Linked DNA regions of Homo sapiens: region 2 is linked to region 1. The links are chromatin loops, found by intact Hi-C in ENCODE. Cell type or tissue: GM12878. All regions are shown on one strand. Links, peaks and the distances in the headings refer to the core of each region. The heading gives the core; the rest is flanking DNA. Region 1 overlaps CWC27 (CWC27 spliceosome associated cyclophilin). Region 2 overlaps LOC107986419 (a long non-coding RNA gene).

Region 1 (10,987 bases), core at 1,290-9,289:
ATTTTTATTTTTTTGAGACAGAGTCTCGCTGTGAGGCCCAGGCTGGAGTGCAATGGCGCGATCTTGGCTCACTGCAACCTCCGCCTCCCAGGTTCAAGCGATTCTCCTGCCCCAGACTCCTGAGTAGCTGGGACCACAGGCACGTGCCACCATGCCCAGCTAATTTTTTTTGTATTTTTAGCAGAGATGGGGTTTCATTATATTGGCCAGGCCGGTCTCCAATTCCTGACCTCAAGTGTTCCACACGCCTTGGCCTCCCAAAGTGTTGGGATTACAGGTGTGAGCCACCATGCCTGGCCTAAATATGCTATTGTTATTAAAAATTATATACATGAAACATTGCATTCTATTGTTAAGTGAAAGATGAATACAAATATTGTGTTAAGTATATATTTTTTAAAAGTGTGTGTGTGTAGGGGGAACATGACTGTGAATTCTTGTTTGGCTCCTATGCTCTCTGTGGGCAGGAAGAAGCAAGTGGCTATAATTTTGTAATCACACCATCTCCTAGGTCTTAACAGTCTACTCCAGAATTTGAGCAGACAACAGAAGCTAGAAAAAGGTTTTTCTATTCAACATATTTACAGAGTCCATCATTATGAAATGGGATAAAATACTACCTGTCCGAGAAATCAAGGGCCTAATCAAGATTTTGGTATGTTGAATTCAATACTGAAATCCTCACATTTCATAAGGAAAAAGATGTGTGACAGTTCAACATGTGAATAACTGGTATATTAGAGAGTCACAATACATTCCTAAGCTCCAGAATTTATCTAGAGAGTATCAATAAGATCACAGTTCATGAAAAAGTTAAGTAGGTCTGGGCAATCTAGAACTCAAGCTTAATAAAGACAAATGGTGTCAAAATAACTGCAAGAAAAAGGTGGTTGGTTATTGCTTTAAAAATGATAGTAAAAAGCATCTTCTACTTTTCTGCAAAATTTAATGCCCACATATTCAACAGCTAAAAATACACACATTATCATAGCTACTGAATGAGATGAGTTTTGGGGAAAATTTATAAGTTCCTATAGAATGTCATCATAGGCATTCTGAGGGCTGCAGAGTATGTTAGCATTTAGCTGTTTTATCTGTTTTTAGAGTAGAGGTTATAGAATTAAGCTATTCAAACAATGTTAACAGATAAAGTATCCCTTGTTTTTAAACCTTACTCATTAAAAATAGTCCATTGTTTATTCATTCTTATTGTATTTGCTTATTAATAAGAAAACAGATTACTGTAAAAATATTGAAAAATAGAAGTAAAATAACTATTATCCTACCACTCAGAATAACCGCTGTTAATATTTTGGTAAATATACTTCCAGGTAGTATGTGTGTGTGTATGTATGTGTTTATATATCTGTATCTATATCTATCTATATCTACTATTGCATAAATATATCTCTCCACATGCTTATCTCCATATCTATCTATTTAATCTATATGATATGGTCTGGCTGTGTCCCTACCCAAATCTCAACTTGAATTGTATCTCCCAGAATTCCCATGTGTTATGGGAGGGACCCAGTGGGAGGTAATTGAATCATGGGGGCTGGTCTTTACCATGCTATTCTCGTGATAGCGAATAAGTCTCACAAGATCTGATGGGTTTATCAGGGGTTTCCACTTTTTCTTCTTCCTCATTCTCTCTTGCCACCACCATGTAAGAACTGCCTTTCACCCTCTGCCATGATTGTGAGACCTCCTCAGCCAGGTGGAACTATAAGTCAAATTAAACCTCCTTTTTTTCCCCAGTTTTGGGTATGTTTTTATCAGCAGTGTGAAAATGGACTAATACACTATAGCTTAAAAGTAAACCCTATCATTTTTTTTTTTAAGAGATAGAGTCTCACTCTGTCACCCAGGCTGGAGTGCAATGGTACAATCATGGCTCACTACAGCGTCGACCTACTGGGCTCAAGCGATCCTCATGCCTTAGCCTCCCAAGTAGCTGGGACCACAGATGCACACCACCTTGCCAAACTATTTTTTTTTTTTTTTCTGTAGAGATGGGGGTCTCCCTAGGCTGCCTAGGCTGGTTTCAAACTCCTGGGCTCAAGAGATCCTCCCATCTTGGCCTCCCAAAGTCCTGGGATTACAAGAGTGACTCACCATGCCTGGCCCTAACTAATTTTTAATGATGGATGTTTGCATACTTGGAAATGTCTTTTTTAAAAGCACAAAGAAAAATGAAAACAAAAAAGACTTCTAAATGGAATGAAATTTTAAAATTTCCTAGAAAATTATACTAGACCTGGATCTTTCTCCCTGAGTTACAAGTGGCAAGGCAGTTTGTTTTTAAGCCAATTAATGAGCTACTGGCATTTGCTCAAAGAGGGGAGACTGTGGCAAACAAAAAACATCCTCTTGGCTATTTTTAGCTTCTTCTATATTTAAGATTAGACTTTCTCCTGCTTTATTATAAAGGCTAGAGAAGACACTGGGCAGAAAAAAATCACAAAAATAATGGGACACATTTGTTATAGTGTGAAGAAGATAGGATCTGCATGGAGGCATTTTGATTGGCATCTGCAGGGGAATTATTCAGTTATGGCTTTTCCTGAAAGAACGAATGGCCAACTACTTCCAGGAATGCTCTTTCAGCACAGCGAGAGCCTTCCCAGAATGTAGAAGCTATGCTGAAGGAGCCCAATCTTGGCATACTCTGTTTATGCATATCTAACACAAGAGTCTCCCAACTGGGCCCTGTGCCTCTGGTCCTGTCCTGTATCCAGTCTAATCTCCATATTGCAGCCCAGTTAGAGAGATCTTCCTAAAATGAAAGTGAGATCATATCACTTCCTTCTGTCAATGGTTCCCCATGGCCTTTAGGATAAATTCTAAACTCCTTAACATGGTTTAAAAATACCTTGTACGAACTTACTTTTGCTTACCTCTTCAGCCTCATCTTTCTCCTTCTCTTAGTTTATGTTACAATCATATTTAATATCTTTTAGTTCTTTGCAAAGAGGTTGAAGACTTTTCATGTACGCACTGTTCCTTTTGTCTAGCCATGCTCTGCCTCTACCTGGCTGTCTCCTACACAACCTTTGAAGTTCAGCTGACAAATCATTTCCTTAGGAAGGCCTTCCCAGATTCTTAAGCCATGTAAGGCCCCTCTGTTATTCATCTACATGGCTTCCTGTACCTACCCTTTCATAATGCTCACCCCCTTTCACTGGTATTACTTGTTTAGCTCTTTTCCCTGATAGATCAGAGAGAGCAGGGATGTGTTCATGTGTTGACTGCCAAATACAGTGATTAGTACATGGCAGGTTCTTAATAATTATTTGCTACAAGGGAATGGGGGGAGGGGGAAGGAATGAATGAATGAGTCATCCTTAGTATCTCTGGTAGTATAGTCACTATGGTTGCTATTTAGAAGACTTTGTGATTTCATGAAAACAAGTTAATAATGTACTTTTTCTTAATGAAATTAAGAAATTATCCAGACAGGTTTGGGCTTTTTAATTTACTTTTACTTTGCCCGTTTTATTTATACAACTAAAATGGTGTGTCCATATATATATATATAAGGCAGTTTGTTTATATCCATATATATTAATATATATGTCTATCTATATAAACATATATATGGCAGCACCAAAAATAAATGATTTCAGTCTGCCCTCTAACTTTTCAACATGAAGGGCTGCTTAAGAGATTTGTTTTATCAAGTGTCAAGTACTGCATGGCACATAGTGCTGACTCCCAAATTGTTGAGCTAGCTTCCTATCTCTTTTCATTCTTGATTTCTGACAACTAACTTCTTAATATTACTACCTAAAGATTCAGGAATTACTTGTACTAATGAATAGAAGTCAGCTAGCAGACCAAATGACTTATTTCCAGACAGTGTACAATTTCAAGCTAGGCTGGCTAGTCAGCATGCGAGATGTCGGGCTGGAAGAGACTCTCTCATCATTTATAATCACCACTTCTTCATTTCATAATATTCACTACACAGAGGTTCCACCTGGGTTTCTGAGGATACATGGCTTTATGAGGTTCCTGTGCTTACTATGGGAGTACCAGGTTGAAACGTGGAAGTTCCAGGCTTTTTCACCACCAATGTCTGGAAAGAACTCCAGAGTTTGAATCTTTATGTGAGTGGCCAATGTCCACCCTATATAAATATATTCTTTTTTATTTTTAAGAGGTAGTGCTTCTCCTGATATATAATCAAATTAGGCTCCATTTAGAAACACTTAAAAACAATAAAAAGACAATAAGTTCTGTATGGATTTGGGTTTTTGAAGTTACCTGATCTTCCCGGGAAGTTCCCTTCTTTGACTGTTGCTTCCTCAAAGCTTCATACTTTTGCTTTTCTCTTCTGTATTCGGCAACAGCACCATCTGGAGGGGCTTCTTCCTCTAAAGAATAGTAGAATATTTTTAGAATAAGCAGTAAAATAGCTCTGTGGATTCATAGCAATGTTTATGCTCCTGTTGCTGAAGAGGAGGTTGGCACTTGGGCTTGCTTTTTCACCATTTAATTTCAAAAGAAAACCTGTAAGCCCCACCAGCTCTGTAACTACTTCCTAAATTAGAATGTGACTGATGCTAATTTATGAGTTGATATACATATATTTACTATACACTGCACTATTGTAATTGTTCTTCTCACATGTCCTTATTTAAGTTGATTATAAAATCATCTATCTCACTTCTAAAATAATTAAGGTTTTCCTAAAATTCAGCAATACCATTTTACATTTTTTCCTTGCCTTAGAAGATATAACCTTCCAAATATTGGTTGATATTCCAATTACCTGCCACTTTTGTTCCCCAGTTATAACAATAACAACCTTCAATTTAATGGCATCATAGAAAATAAATATGTCTAACAAATAAGTCAAAACAGTTAGCAAAAGCAGACAAAAATAATCTTTACTGAATTAGAAATTAGAAAACAAATCTATAGGTTTGAACCTGCAATAATTCTATGTGAAGATTAGTTAACATCTTGGTTCATAAAACACAGTTTTGCCTCAAAAACAAACAAGCCAACAAACCCAACTAGTAACATTTTATAATACCTCACATGTGTAAATATCAATGAAATTTGTGACTAAAACACACACACACACACACACACACACACACACACACACACACTCCCTCTCTCTCTCTCTCTTCTCTTTGGCTGGAAGACAAACGATAAGCCAGATGTAATCAAGAATGCTAGTAATCTGTCTACCAAAGCTTTAGTCTGTTAGTTGTCTCTTTGTTATCTAGCTTGAGGAACATCATGAATATGCAATCTATTAACAATCAGCCATTTTGTTCAAGAGATTTTCTGGTCAAAAAAAAAATTTGAACTAAGAAACAAGTTATCTTTTTGTGGTTACCTAATATGATTTTGGTAGAACTTGGAAGGAGAGTCCTGGTTTCAAAACTGACAGCTGCAAACATTAAAAACTGAGCACATTAAGGAAAAATGAACCATTAAATACAGAAATAATATCTAAGGCACACATGCCTAGTAAAGACTAGTATAAAGAGTATGCCATCACGACTGGTATACATGAAGTGATTCTTATAGTAGGTTTAAAAATTACTTTCGGCCGGGCGTGGTGGCTCACGCCTGTAATCCCAGCACTTTCGGAGGCCGAGGTGGGCGGATCACGAGGTCAGAAGATCGAGACCATCCTGGCTAGCACGGTGAAACCCCATCTCTACTAAAAATACAAAAAATTAGCCGGGCGTGGTGGCGGGCGCCTGTAGTCCCAGCTACTGGAGAGGCTGAGGCAGGAGAATGGCGTGAACCCGGGAGGCGGAGCTTGCAGTGAGCCGAGATCGCGCCACTGCACTCCAGCCTGGGCGACAGAGCGAGACTCTGTCTCAAAAAAAAAAAAAAAAAAATTACTTTCATATTTTTCTACTGAATTACATCTTTGAATACCTCTCTTCTTCTTATCCTACAGTAGTTAGATTTGCATTGTCCTGGGATAAAGAGCAAGCACTTTAAGATGACTTAGGATCCCTACATGAGGCAGTTAATGCTTTGCTTTCCAGTTACGTCTCTCAAGAGACAACTCCTTTGCCGTATCCACCTTCATGTGCTTTCACTTGGCTGATAACTAGTATTCTTAAACCCTGCTCTCTTGACCAACCATCCGCCTTTGCACATGCTTTTCTTCCTTCAGGGATACTGCAAATACTTCATCTCTCCGTTCTTGTTAATTCTCCTTGCTTAATTCCGGCTCCTCCTTTAGGTCTCAGCTTGGTTGGCACTTCAGTGAGCCTTTTCTGATTCCGTTCTTGAAGTCTGGTTTAGATGTCTCTCCTTTGAGCTTCCAAAGCACCCTTTAGCACTTATCACACTTTATGGCGATTTCCTGTTTACTCTTCTTTAAACTCACTAGACATTAACTCCTTGAGGACAAATCATATTTGTCCTCATTTTTTTTTCTTATTTCATTTCATGTCCTCATTTCATTTTCTTAAGTGTATCTTTCAAAGATACACTTAGGACAGTGCTTGGCAAGTGATTCAATAAATAGTCAAATAAATGAAGTAATAATGTAATTGAAGAAGGGGAAAATAAGAAGGTGTAGGGTAATTTGCCCTCTTCCCCTCGCCAGCCTCAGTTATAGTTAGCATTTGCCATGCACCTGGAATCTCCTGTTCCATTGCATTTAGGGAGTCAATAATTATTTTCTGCCATTTCCTAGGGCAGAAGTTTGTAAAATTCTAAGGAAAATTGTGATGGGTATCAGTAGAACTGTTTAATGTTTTTATGGTTAAAAAAATGCAAAAGAGAAAGGACAAGTTCTTTGCTTACATTTTCAGCTAAAAAAGATTGAAAACCTTTATGTGTGGTAAGAATTTTGCAATAAATGGAAAAGATATAGATGAATTCTGCTATCTCATGTCATAGGTAAGTTAAGCTTACAACTTTCAAAACAGATTCAGCATTGCTTATTTTAATGTTTCACACGCATCTTCTTGAACACGGTCCCTTTTAGCAAGGACCAACCACTTAATTTCACTTATTAGGAATGTGAAGGAAGTAGGAAAATGTTTAAAAAGTGCTATAAAGAAGCCTTACAAATCAATTTTAAAAAGTCAAGGATAGGTACATTTAAGTATATAATAAAGCATGGAAATTCTGTAGCTATGTTGTTTATAATACTAAATGGCCTTTTAATAACTTAGAAATAGCAGTCACCTCATTAAGGAAACTAAATGCATGAAATGATAGAATTTTTAAAAACAGCTGTATTGAGGTAGGCATTACATATAGTAAAACTCACTAATTTTGTATATAAAATGTGATGACTTTTGGTATTGTATAGAGCATATAACTTCCACTGCAATCAAGATCTAGAAAAGTTCCACATACCCTACAAAGTGTCCAAATGTCTGTTACAGTCAGTTTTCTTTTTCTGGCAATGAGGCATCAGCGATCTGCTTTCTGGCACCACATTTTTGCCATTACTAGAAACTCATACAAATGGGATCATACAGTATGTAGTTTTTTATGTCTGGCTTATTTTGGTGAGCAACTATTGTTGAGATTCATCCATGTTCCTTTGCATAACTGAATAGTATTTCATAGCATGGATATACTCTAACTTGTTTATTCTGAGTTGCTTACCGTTTTTGGCTACTACAAATAATGCCTCTTTAAACATTTACACACACAAGTTTGTTTGCAAACATATATTTTCATTTCTTGGGGGTAAATACCTAGGAGTGGGATTGCTGAGTCAAGTGATAAGTGTATGTTTAATTTTATATGATACTGCCATACTGTTTTACAAATGGTCGCACCATTTTGGCTGCATCATTCCACTCGCAATATAGGAGAGGTTGAGTTGCTCCATATCTCCAAATATATCGGTATTGTCATTTAACTGAATATTTTAGAGAGCGTGAAATAGTATTTTGTGGTTTCTAGTGTTACTTTTCTGATGACAAGTGATATTACATTTTTTATGTGCTTGTTGGCCATTTATGTATCTTCTTTTCAAATCTTTTGTCTATTAATTTTTTTTGTCTTATTAATGAGTTGTAATAGTTTTCTTATATATTCTGGATACAAGTCCTTTGTCAAATATATATTTTGTAAATGATTTATCTCAGTCTGATTTCCCTTTTCATTTTCTTAAGTATATCTTTCAAAGAGCAAAAGTTAAAATTCGATGAACAGCATTTTATCAATATTTAAATTTCATATCACACTTTTTGTGTCTTATCTAAAAAATCCTTATTTTCCTCATGGTCTCAAAAGTTTTTTTCTAATGCTTTCTCTTAGTAATATAAAATTTTAGCTTTTCTGTTAAGATATATAATTTATTTCAAGTTGATTTTTATATATGGCGTAAGGTAAGGGTTGAGATTTTTTTTCTATACAGACATCAAGTGTTCCAATATTATATGTTAAAAAGGCTTTCTTACCTCCAGTGAATGACCTTGGCACCTTTCTTGAAAATCAATTGACCACATATGTATATCTATTTCTATACACTCTCTTCTGTTCCATTAATCTATGTCTCTGCTTGTGCCAGTAGTATACTGTCTTGATTACTGCAGGTTTATAGTAAGTCTTGAATCAGTTAGTGTAAGCCCTCTAACTTTGTCTTCTTTTTCACAACTATTTTGGTGATTTTTGTTCCTTTGCCTTTCCATATAAATTTTAAAATCAGCTTGACAATTTCTTCAAATAAGTCAGGTAGGATTTTGACAGTAGCTGCATTGAATGTATAAATTAATTTGGGGAGAACTGCAATCTTAACAATAGTGAATCTATCAAAGTTTTACTGACTTAACCTGCCATGTTGAGGTCTATAATACATCCTTTTGGTTCCAACCATCATGTACAGTCATGGTGCTGGTGTGAGATAGGAGTGAGGAGTGGCTATTTACTATCATCTTTGTGACTATCTCAGGATTAGTATTTCAGAAACAGGAATGTTTTGAAACAAATATGGGTAATTGTAAAAATGACTGGCTGATATACTAGAAGCAATAACATGAAATAGCAAATAGAAATAAGCAGTTTTCATAGAATGGAGAGCAAAAAGCAGTACCTCTCTTCCACCAAAATGTCATGGGAATGTAAAAAAAAAGAAGATATGTGCAATGTAATTAATTCTCACATCAAGACTCACTGAACAAACCAATGAACAACTTCCAATCCAGAAAGGTTAGTTGGACAAAAAGTATTTTTAAAACAAACAAAAATTTTTATTATGGAAAAATTTCAACACAAATATAGAGAGAATGGTATAATGAAGCCTCTTTAGTCATCACCTATTATCAATAGCATCAACTTATGGACAATCTTATTTAACTCACAAGATATTCTTAAGACATTAAAACTAGCACTCAGACAGTAACCTAAAGCACATGCATTTCCTCTAGTAGGTAAAAAAGAAAGAATATGTGCTCTCAGTTTCCAGTATAGGAGATGCCAGTGAGCATGGCATCTTTAGAGCATAGACTTTGGGTGAGACTGATCTGAATCCTGGTTCCACAATTTACTATATGAGTGAGATAGGGATACACTATGTCATCTTTTTGTGCCTCAGTTTCTTCAGCTATAAACTGGGGATGATAATATCTACCTCACTTGCTGTTGTGAGGATTAAATAAAATACTGTCTGACATGTGGCAAACACCTAACAAACTATTATTACTATCTCATTCAGATTAAATTATGAAAGTATCAAAATATACACTCACACTGACTGTACAATTATGTGCTAACTCTATATGTTTTTCTTTGTTTTAAGTGATAAGCTTTCAAAGGATATCACAGACTCTTGCACAAGTCAAGCTTGTTTTTCTTTCTCTTTCCCTCTCCATACAAATACATTTCTTTCATATAAGGGAATTTCTTACATTGATGGAGGGAAAAGGGAAACTATTTTTTTTTTTGCTAGATTATGAAGCTATACACATTCTAAAAGTGGTTATAAGGATTTTCCAGTTGAGATGCTCTTAGACATGTTAGCATTTTTATTTTACTTCCTCCTGCATTTCTCACATTTTAACCTATATTGAAAAGCTAATTAAGACAACTTTAATGTATGTATCAATTTATTTCATTAGTATTTATGAAACCAAACACTCTTTTTATATTTTCTAGCCATGATAATGAAAACACAGGCACGTAGTTCAAATCCTCCTGAATGTATTTGCCCTGATAATATCTTAATATTGTAGCATTAGTCATTCTTCTTAATGTATAGTCATAACCAGCTTCATAAATGTTTTGTATAAGGCAATTAGTGGTAGTGATGGCAAGCATCTAAAGAATGAATAAAATTCACCCGTAAATTGTAGGATCTGTTTGAAAATATCTGTTTGGTGATAGGATCTACATTTAAAATGACAAAGAAAAGACTTAATATTCTCTAACTGAAGTAAAAAATCGATTGCAAAACCAGTTTTGCTTTGAAAAATGCTAAGGAAATAGTTGGGTAAAATTTTATGGCTTTTCATTATGATTTAAATGATCCCAGATCAAATAAGTAAGGTAACTCTTGTTTCACAAGGCTTCAAACATATTTCAATACTATTTCCATCTACCCCTGTTTATTATATTCCATTCTTAATGAAGCTCCAGTTAAACAATTTTCAGCAGATGGACTGAGAATGAAACCAAACTCTAGAATGTTGTCTATGCCTCAATTGCTAACTCAACTGTCATCTGACAAAGTCTTGGACTGTAATCTTATCCTTACTGCAGCTTTTGGTTTCCAAAGGGGGAAAGTGTATAAAAACTTGACTTTTTGTCCTCTGATTATGGGTGAGACCTTTTTGACTTCAACACAGCCAACTGTGTTGGATTTTGTAATAGAAGTTAAGAACTCAAAAACTTGGTGCTTCAGGGCAGAATGGGTAAATCACAGGGTGTTCCCTATCATTATACAGCTGTAAATGCTCCCATACTGCTTTAAATAAAGAATGCTCTAAAGAGAGCGACAGCTTCTAAAGTTGTTGAGAAGTTATGTTTTTTATTTATTTAT
Region 2 (10,987 bases), core at 1,006-9,005, 96 kb before region 1:
CTAGAGTTGTACTGGAAACAGTGGTTGGGGTTGGACTGTGCACCTGCAACGCTATGGGCACTGTCCCCAACAGCCTGAATTCGGAGTTTATTTATAGGTTGCTTTCTTCCCCCTCCCAAGCCTCTATGGAGAAAGCTCTGAATCCCAGAGCAGCTGGAATCAAATAAAGGGATACCATGGAAAATAAAGGGATGGGGCAGGGCTTCTGCCATAAGGTCCAGATTTTGTGAGAATTATGACACCATCCAGAAGTGGTAGGGCTCCTGTGAACCACACAACTCCATTATAAGACAAAAATGACACAGGTAACTGATTCCTAATCAAATTTATGGTTTGCTCCATATTGCCCAGGCTTTTGGTTTTGAGCCCAGTGTTCATTGTTGCTATTAATTGCCAGTGGAGGCCAGCCTACTAATAGGGAAGCAACATGGCATCATGTAAAAAGGCTTAAAAAGTATGGGTGTGCAATTTAAACTATCTGCATCCAAATCCATTTCCTTCAACCTGTGTGACCTGGGATAAGTTAACCTTAATGGAGACTAAGCTTTCTCCTTTAAAAAAAAAAAGCGATGAAAATATCGCCCGGGCACAGTGGCTCACGCCTGTAATCCCAGCATTTTGGGAAGCTGAGGCAGGCGGATCACTTGAGGTCAGGAGTTCGAGACCAGCCTGGCCAACACAGTGAAACCCTGTCTCTACTAAAAATACAAAAATTAGCCAGGCGTGGTGGCAGGTGCCTGTAATCCCAGCTACTTGGGAGGCTGAGGCATGAGAATCACTTGAACCCAGGAGGCGGAGGTTGTTGTGAGCTGAGATTGTGCTACCACACTCCAGCCTGGGCGACAGAACAAGACTCCATCTCGAAATAAATAAATAAATAAATAAAAAATATCAAACTTCATAGAGGATTGTGAGGCTCTAAAGAGATGACGGATGTAATACACTTAGCACAATATAAGTGCTCAATGAACATCATTGTGGTGGTGGTAGCTGCTGATAAAAATTTGTTTTAAGAAAGCCTGATGTCTTCCTGTTAGCTAGAAGACCACTTCTCCACTTGGGGAATAGAAGGTGCTAGGTGTCACTAAACTGTTGGTGATTTCCACCAGAGAAGGGAAAGACCAACGGGGAAGGGCTGAGAGCTGTCTGATGCTGTTCACATGCACTCTAGCAGACTCCACTTATAATCTGGCCCAACCAGCTTGATTGAAAAAGCCAGCCTCTCCACAGGAATTTCACACATGCAAATGAGAATTTTGATGGTCCTTGTAAAATAACCTCTAGTTTAGTCTGAACAGTCCCTGCCATTTGAGAGCCAAAGTCCCCAAGATGGGCCAAATTCACTGCACAATTGCTCTAGTCTGAACCCAGCCTCAGAGACCACAGAGGTAACAGTTTTCAATCTTCTAGTCCCAAGGATGCTCCCAGCATTGCTGCTGAATAAGCCAGCCCTTTGGTTACTTCAGTGCAGAGTGAGCCAGACAACCGTTAGTCCTAGGAAACAAAAGTCAACCCACATTAGCACCCACCTTTTAATACTGTATTTTCAAGCAAAAATGTCAATGTAATCTTTAAGAATGAGAATTTTTTGGTTTATCAAGAAAGTAGCACCCTTTTAAGGTATACTCATTTGTAGATTTTTCTTGATACTTTCAAGATTTTGGCTCTCCTTTATATGCCTGTAATTATTTACTTACCTCCTTGAGAAGGATTTTTTTAAGGTTTTCAGGAGAGTGAAATAGTTGAGCTCTTGGAAATATTTAAGTATAGTTCTACTTTGTTTTATCCAGTACATCTGGATTATTTTAGCCCTAGGCAAAGATCCATTAGCATCACACAAAACTATGTTGTCTTCAAACTATATTTTTGACTAAAATTTTCACCTTAAAGAAAATGATGTTTATACTGTTTAACACAGAAAAGACTCATTCATACTCTGACTTCTTGGATGATCTCTTTGTATTTCCTTTCTGTCTTCCTCTCCCTCAAATGTGGGCCTGTCCCAAAGGTCTATGCTTGGTCTTCTTCCCTAATCTCTCCTCACTGCAGAGATTTTAGTCATCCATATTGTTTGACCTGTCACTTCTATTTAGGTGCTGTCTAAAGAGTAATGCTCAGAAAAAGAAGTGAATGATCCCTACTTCAAAAGCATTGAGCTTGGGGAGCCCACAGGATGTCCAAATAGAAAAGTCCAACAGAAACATTTCCCCCAGTGCACACAAAGACACTGTTAAGTAAAAGCTTTATTCAGGTTTCTCTTGCCTGTAATCATGCCTTGAAAAAGCTCCTATTTTAATAAATCATGGGCCATATCTGTTTGACAGAGAAGCTGATGAAGCAGGTCTATTTTTCTTACGTCGTTTCTTTCTTTCTTTCTTTTTTTCTTTTTTGGCCCTTGGGGTCTCTCATTTCTTGCTTCTGTTTATCCAAGTTTTATTTACAGTATCCTAATAAATCTCTACGTTGCAGGATCATATGGACATGTAGACAGTTTCAGGGGTTACCCAGGAGCACTGTAATGTTAGGAAGCAGATGGCAATGCTTTACTGTTGAGGACACAGGGACCTCACTGCATGATACTGAAGTCAAGTTTCTCTCACTTGACTTAAGGAAAGAGATTCAAATGGAGGACAAGAGGGAGTCTTATATAGATCCTGTCCAAACCACCACTGGGCTAGGAGCAGCAGAAAATGTCCATGCTATCCCTTCCTCAGCTGGGTAATGACACATAGAAAGCTACTTACTTCCACAATAAAAGCGCATGTAAAAATTCTAATATTCAAATGCCCCTAAGTATCACCTGCCTACAGCTGTCAATGAGGTCACATCAGTATCAGTTCCTTAACCCCCTTCTCAAAGCTTAGCTATATTATTTCCAGGTGTCCCCAAGACTGTCCAGCCTGGGTTAACATTTTGATGTCATTCCATATGAACGTACATTTGATGCATATTGCTTTGTCATCTTCTTTTTCACTTGTAGTTTACTATGAACTTTCTCCAATGAGTTAGATATTTTTTCCATAACATGATTGTTTATGTTTATATCACATGGATAATTTGTTTAAACAGTCTTCTATTGTTGTACCTTTATTTCCAATAAAAAATAACTTTGTGGTGAATGTCTTTGCTTATACAGCTTTGCATACATCTCAAATTATTGGCCTGAAATAAATCCTTGGGCATGAAATTGCTTGGCCATAGGTTATGCTAATTATAAGAAGTAAATTCTATTATTGTAAATAAGTAATGATAAGGATATCAAATACTACTAAATATGGGTTAATGGGTGGCAGTTCCTCTGGAGAGAGCTTTTAAAAACAAAAAGATACTTACGGCTTTTTAAAAAAATGCATCTTAAGGAACAAAAACCATACCAAATTTATCAATACAATGGAATAATTTTGAATTTTGAAACTGCTCTATAATCTGACATTTTTGCTTCCTAAAATTTAAATTAGATACAGTATTCATATGTAGGAATTGTAAGCATCTATTTAAAGAACATTAATATATAAATTATTAGTGATATTCATCACCAATAAATCATGCAAGTATGAACAGGCATTCTGCACTTTATTTGAAAGCTCAGTACTTGAAGTTTCTTCATTCTCTACTAGAGAGATTTTTAAGTTTTAGTGGTCTATAAAGGATTAAGTGGAATGTATGACTTGTATCCTTCGCTAGATTTTAAGAGAAAGGAGTTGTCACCAATATATTTTGACCAAATACCTTATTAAAGACACAACGAAGAATGGAGCTTGGAAGCAACGGTAGCCCAGACGCCTCTAACAGCTCCATCATTCTGTACTTTAATAACTCATTGGCAACATTATGAAGTAGTTTATGTTCCAGACTTTGCCTCCTGGTATCTAGATTTTTATAGGTGTTTTGATTGAGGTATAGAGGAGGCATTTTTTGGCTGCTGATTTCTATTCCAGATTGTGGGATGTGAATAATTTGGTAAATTAACATCAATGGGTTAGACTGTTCTTTGTTACCAAAGGCCCCTGGGCTGCCCATTCCACTGGATGGTCACATTAATTTGCAACCACAGGAGGATGGCTGCTGGGCACATACGCCCACATTGAATTTCCTTTTGCAGGTTTTCTCCCTATTTTGAATATTCAGGTAGCCACTAAAGTCTGAGGCAGCTCTCTCTTGTGCATTCATAATTCTGGCTAAACCTAGGGCTTCCAAAACTAATATCAGGGAGGAAAGATCCAAACCTTAGTGCTTTTGTGGCTTTTTTTTTTTCCTGGGGCCAATTTTCGGCTATGTTTCCAATGATCAGTCTGTACTCCTAGTTATATACTAAATACATAAACTGTGTGTGCTACAAATGATGTTTTTCTAGCCTGTCCGTATAGCCTATTAAACCAGAGTTGGCAGTTTTCCATCCCTTAGGAGAAGCATTTGGCATAAATAATATTGTCATTTGGGAAGGCTAGACATGGTTTGAAGAAGTGACCTTGTATAAATATTGTCTGAGGTATGACTGAGGCTAAATTATATGACAGAGAGCTAGTATAGTCTGGGCTCTGGGCCCTCCTGGTAATGAAGTTGCTTCTTGTAGTAATGGAACCATCTGAATTGAAAATGTAATCAAATACATCAGAGGCTGTTAAAAGCACAAGAACCAGCTTATTTATGAGCCCCCAGGGTCCAGAGGATGAGAAAACGGTGCTGGAATTTCTTTGTTGTTCAAATGGCTTTGTCTTTTTAAAAGACAAGATGTCCTAGAAAGTGCCTTTTGTCCTTGCCACAGAACTTCCCTCAGTGTTGAGACTGCTGGTCAGGCCAAGAGTTTGTTGATTTCCCCGCCCACGTGTGGGGTGAGAAGCTGGCACAGAGCAGAGTCTTGGGTATTGCTGGGCTATTTGTGGTTGACCTGGTAATATCAGTAGCACAATACAGTCCCCCCAAAGACAGTTACTTTCCATTCCCTCTCTTAACACCCTAGTTTAGGATTTCATTTCCTCTTTCTTGGACTGTGTTGTTCTACCAGCCTCCTAATTATTCAGAATTCCTTCCCTTCACTTTCTCTTCCTTCTACTGATTTGCTAGATTTGTCTTTCAAAAGCATGATTTTCATCAATCCATCTATGTATCCATTTGTTCCACAATTATTTGTTGAATGCCAACTGTGTGTCAAGCACTTTGCTACCTGCTATAATAAATAAAATTTATAGTCTAGTGAGGAAACAGATGTTTGACAAATAATCACACTACTGGACATACAATTATAAGCAATTATAATCTTGCTTCTTGCCTACAGAAGACTCTTTTTTAATAACTCACCTCCTTCTTCAGCACCTTCTTCAACCCCTTCTTCGGCACCCTCCTTCTCAGCCAACTCTGCTGAGGGGGAAGGGGAAAGTATTAAAGGTTCTAGCACATCAAAGTTCCAGAGGGTGTTGCAGACCAGTTGAAGCTGGTAACTGGGAAGTGCTAATTATAAAATTATATATTAGGTATTAGCATTGGGGAAATTGTACAGGAGTTTATAAAGAAGACAGAGGAGTTGCCTGAAGCTGGGGAGTCTATGCCCTTGCCCAGAGAAGGGGCGAATTATTGAAAAAGAGTGTACTGTAGGAAAGAAGCAAGATTCTTTGGTGGTGTGAAACAAAGGAATCTCATCTAGACTGAGGAGTCAGGAGAGGCTCCACCAAGGCAATGATAATTAAGTTGCAGTGTGAAGCATGCACAGGTCTCAACTTGGCAGAAAAGGGGCTGGGGAGGATAGACAGGGTGGGTGGGTGGAGTGCTTTCCAATCAGAGGAAAGGCTGCAGCTGGGGGAAGTATGACGCCATTCGAGGAATGAAGAGACCATCAGCATGGCTGGAAGTACAGAGAGTGAGGGCCACACCGGGAAGGTTACGTAGCTCATGTTAAGAATTGAGGTCTATATTCTCAATTAACCATTAAAATGAGCCATTAAAGAGTGTTTAAGCAGGGCTGTGATTTGACCAGGTTTGCATTTTGAAAAGACAACTTGGGCTGCAGTGAAGAGGACCAATTAGCAGGGGCCAAAGAGATCAGATAGGAGGATAACGGCGAAGCTGGGTGTCAGCAGTGGAAATGAGAAGTAGACAGGTTTGAGTATTATTTATGTGGAGGAAAAAACCACAAGGTTTGATGATGGATTGAACATGAGGAATAGGGCAGAGGTAATCATCAAGGAGAATTGCAAGACTCCAATTTGTGCAACTGGATTGGTTGCACATTTACTAAGCAGGGGAATACTGAAAAAAGGAACTAAATTTTGGGAGAAAATAATGAGCAAAGCCTTGAAGCAAAAGCATGCTTGGTGTTTTCAAGGAAGAGCTAGGGGAGCATAGTAGCTGTTAAAGTCACAGAGGCATGATTGCAGAAGGAGGCAGAGTCTGTCTTGTAGGAGGACAAGCCCAAAATCAAGAGACCAGTTGGGTGACAATAATCCAGATTACCATTAATTACCATAATCCAGATAGAAGATGGTAGTGGTGGCTTAGATCAAGGTGGTGGCTGAGAAGGTGGTGAGAAGTGGCTAGGTCCTGGATAGATTCTGAATATAGAACCGGCAGCACTTTCTGATGAATTGGTTGTAGTGAGAATGAAAGAGAGGAATAGGATGACACCAAGCCTTTTGGTTTGAGCTACTGGAAAGATGGATTGCCATTTACTAAACTGTAGAAGACTTCTGGAAATTCTGTGGTTTTATTTTTTTATTTTAATTTTATTTATTTTTTTTTTTTGAGACAGAATCTCTCTGTGTTGCCCAGGCTGGAGTGCAGTGGTGTGATCTCAGCTCACAGCAACCTCTGCCTCCCAGGTTCAAGCTATTCTCATGCCTCAGCCTCCCAAGTGGCTGGGATTACAGGCATGTGCCACCACACCCGGCTAATTTTTGTATTTTTAGTAGAGACAGCATTTCTCCATGTTGGTCAGGCTGGTCTTGAACGCCTGACCTCAGGTGATCCACCGCGTTGGCCTCCCAAAGTGCTGGGATTACAGGCGTGAGCCACCTTACCCAGCCAGGGGTTTGATTTTGAATTATGTTTGAGGCCTTTTTTCGATAAGCAAGTGGAAAGATTGAGTAGGCTGTTGGATATATGGACTAAAGCTCAGAGGAGAGATCCAGAAAAAAATGTATAAATTTGGGTATCTTTGGGGATTAGACAGAAGGTACTCCAACCCATGAGAAAGGATGAGTTCACCAAGGGAGTAAGGATAATTAGAGAAGAGGAACAAATGTTTAGGAGCTAAGCATAAAGAATATAATTCTAATCAATAATGTTCAAGGTTATCATCACTAGTAATAAGACCTATCAACAGCATTTACCCCGATATGATGCATTGAGAAGGGCACACCTTCATGTCTGTGGTAATTTTGCTAAAAAATACCATATAATATCCATTTAACCACGATAAAATATCAGACAAGTCCAAATGTAGGCATGTTATACAAAATAACTGAACAGTACTCTTTAAAAGAGTCAAGGTCGGCTGGGCGTGGTGGCTCACGCTTGTAATCCCAGCATTTTGGGAGGCTGAGGCGGGTGGATCACTTGAGGTCAGGAGTTTGAGACCAGCCTGACCAACATAGTGAAACCCCATCTCTACTAAAAACACAAAAATTAGCCAGGCATGGTGGCACGTGCCTGTAATCCCAGCTACTCAGGAGGCTGAGGCAGGAGAATTGCTTGAACCCAGGAGGTGGAGGTTGCAGTGAGCAGAGATCATGCCACTGCTCTCCAGCCTGAGTGACAGAGTGAGACTCTGTCTCAAAAAAAAAAAAAAAAAAAAGAGTTAAGATCATGAAAAATAATTAATGACTGAGAAATGATTACAGATTGAAGGAAATTAAAAAGCTGTGACAATTAAATGCAACATGGGAACCCAGATTGGATACTATTAAAACAGAAAAAAGATATTAGTGGAAAAACTGTTGAAATTTGAATAAAGACTGTAGTGTAGTTAATAGTATTGTACCAGTGTTATTTTCCTGGTTTTGATCATTGTACTATGGTTACATAAGATGTTAACAAGGGAAGATAGTTTAAGGAAATGGAGGAATGTTCTGTTTCATTTTTCCAACTTGTCTGTAAGTCTTAAATTATTCCAACAGAAAAAGTTAAAGAAAATTAAGTTTATGGCTTTTCGGTCCGTACCCTAAGGATGTGGCTGCCCTCATGTCTGGTCTTTCTAGGTAAGCAGAGAGATGCTGGAGAAGGAGATAGGGCCACCCTATAGGGTCTAACTGTGCGAAAGGCTTTGAACTTTCCTTTGAGATCCAGTGAAGGGGTAGGCAGGGTAAGTGGGGGAAGAAGAGAAACCAGACATGTTTGTTTTCGGCAAAAAGAGACAAAAAAACAGAATAAATACTGTGTTAGGCCTGGATTCAGGCAAACACCCAGTTACTTTCAATTATTCATCCTGTTCTCCAAACAGAATTGACCATGAGTGACTTCATGACTCACAAGGGTGTTAGCATATTGTAACGTCTGGCTGGGAAGATTGCTCAAATCCCAAAGGATTTGACTCGAGGAGCCTTGCAGCATTCTGCTTTTTCCTGCCACGCCTACAGCTCAGGCACAGTTGTAGAGTGGATTTGAAGTTTATATGCCTGAAAGGTAGGTTGTATGTGCATTATATCTGACCTTCCCTGTTTGGAATGATTCCAGAACAAAGAATGCAGCTGGATTGAGATACCAACCGGCAGTGAGTGAGGATATGCCTGGAATAGACCTAATAGGAATGAGGAGAGAGACTCCCACAGCCAACTCTGTGGAGGGAGGACAGGGGAGCATTACAGGTTCCATCACACTGAAGTTCCAGAGGGTGTTGCAGACCAGTTGGAGATGGTGACTGGGGCGTGCTAATTATAAAATTATGTATTAAATATTAGCATTGGGGAAATTGCAAAAGAGGTTTCTAAAGAAGACAGAGGAGTCCCTGAAGCTAGGGAATCTATGCCCCTGACCAGAGAAGAGGTGAATTACTGAAAAAGATACACCCTTTAACCTCCCTACTGTCCCATGGGGAACAGGTCAATAATCAGGGAGAGGCTCTTAATCCCTGGAGGCCAGGGTATGATCACCTCCCTACCTCTAACCTACCTCATTGCCTGACCTGGCAGGAAACTGTGCACGTCCACCCTCTGTTCTCAGAAACTCTGAAATCTTGCAGTCCAATACCCTAAGGCTCTAATGCTACAAAATGCTACTATTAATGGTAGCTGTCAGTTTCTAAATGCTTACCTCATACTAGGCTCTTTATATAACTGTTTCTAATTCATTCAACAACTCTTCAAAGTAGTCATTATCATCCTTATGTTTTACAGAAGATTTTATTGGTGAGGAAATAAATGTTTAGCTTTTCTGAGATCACACAACTAGTGAGTGGCTAAGCCAAGATTTGAACCCAGATCTGATTTCCTATTGAGTCACAGAACTTTCCAATGAACATGTTGCCTCTCCTATCTCCAGTGAACCCCAGGGTCCAGGAGGAAGTACACCTTGGGGAAACATTAGCCACTCTGGGAATGCTGTGACTGTGGGCACAGAGCAGCCTTCCAGGAGTAACCCCAGCTACTCAGAAGGCTGCTCTGTGCGCACGGCCATTTCTTGAAACCTGTGTGAAATTTCAAGAAATTTCACTGGGGTTGGAAAATTAGCAGCCTGTGTCTCCTCAGGCCAGATTCGGTGGCCTGGTGCTGCTACAGGCAGTCAACGGTAACTGAGGTCTGTGGAGTGTGAGGGGGAAGGGCATGAAGTCACGAGGGGCACACCTGGGCTCCTGATGGTGGAAAATCACAAGGATGTTTTGTCAGCGTTTGCCTGCAGCTACATTTCTGGCTGAAATTTTGGATGGCTTTACCAAGCCTCAAAGGCAGAAAGAAAAAATCATGTTGAGAGAGACAGGCGCTTTGACGGGAAACAAGGTCTGGGTGCTAGCTGGCTCTTTGCCATGAACTTAACACATGAAGAGGAGCAGAGAAGCTTCCTTGTTACCATCAGACTGTCATCAAATTGCCCTGGGCATCCTACAGAGAGAAAGGTAGCCAGGCCTCCAACCTGAACAAACCCTTTGATGCAGCATTACAGAGGAGTGCAGGACCACAAAAGACTGTGTAACGACCTACCACATTGATAAAATAGATCCACTATGAACTATTTTCCTAATGAGGCAAGAGCATTTCATGTGTTGGAGACATTTTTAAAAGCCAGCATTTCCTAGAAAAAGTGAGTGAGAAAAAAAGAAAAGTCAACTTCACACCGTGTTGTGAAGAGGGAGTAAAGTCTGAACTCCAAAGCACCATTTATAAGATCAGCCCCTGCCTTTTCCTTGTTCTATCTCCCATTGTTCTCCTCTGCAACCTTTGTTCCATCCACACTGTTCTCCTGCTGTTGTGCTGTTGCATATCTGTCCTCTCTCCCAGCATAGCCCCTGCCTCATTCCTCTCCCTGCTCCCATCAGCTGAGTAGCTCCTACTTGTCTTTCACAACCGAGGTCAGTACCTCTCCCCTGGAAGGTCTTCCCTGCCGACCTGAGCTTAGGCAGGAGCCATCCCATGTGCACCCAGTGGATTCTTCTGTCAAACCCTTACCATTCTGCTTATTTAGCTCCTCAAAAGCAGGGACTGAATTTTATTATCATTCTCTAGCTCTTAATGTCCTAGGCTTCAGGGATACTTGGTGAACAAGAAAGTCAGGCCATCTGGCTGTGAACTAGACATCTCTACATGGATGTCTCACTGGCTCCTCATACTAAATTAACCTGTGCCTTTACCTGGCATCTTTATCATTCAACCTTATCAACCATCTTTGACTCTTTTCTCTCTCCCCCACCTCCTTTATTTAATCATCCACTAAATCCTGTGTATTTAAATAACAATCAGACTTAGAGCTTAATATGCTTTAGGCATTATGAAAAGTCCTATATAGGTATATGTTAACTCATTTCAGCCTCACAACAACCCAAAAGGTGGAGTCTCTCATAGTATAC

Evidence for each region. Hi-C counts contacts between places; a loop is a spot of excess contacts. Peaks named below come from ENCODE experiments on the same cell type or tissue, not always from the same donor. Only the 100,000 strongest peaks of a DNase experiment are listed, where the experiment ranks them.
Region 2: a loop joins it to region 1, with 2.2 times the contacts of the local background. A loop is called at or near these places in 3 of 110 quality-filtered maps.

What each region holds. Positions count from the first base shown.
Region 1 is chr5:64,965,095-64,976,081 of GRCh38, reverse strand. CWC27 (CWC27 spliceosome associated cyclophilin) reads right to left here. Exons shown (of 14, transcript NM_005869.4): 12 at 4,270-4,379. Among named protein-coding and RNA genes, the nearest start is that of CWC27, 200 kb to the right of the region's middle. In GM12878, for the core only: a CTCF peak has its summit at 4,354 (motif pointing left); a DNase peak (open chromatin) is centred at 4,305.
Region 2 is chr5:65,060,423-65,071,409 of GRCh38, reverse strand. It overlaps LOC107986419 (a long non-coding RNA gene), which reads right to left. Exons shown (of 3, transcript XR_001742682.2): 2 at 5,299-5,355. Among named protein-coding and RNA genes, the nearest start is that of CWC27, 300 kb to the right of the region's middle. In GM12878, for the core only: no CTCF peak of the experiment used is centred there; DNase peaks (open chromatin) are centred at 1,177 and 4,859; H3K4me3 peaks cover 57 bases; H3K27ac peaks cover 3,041 bases.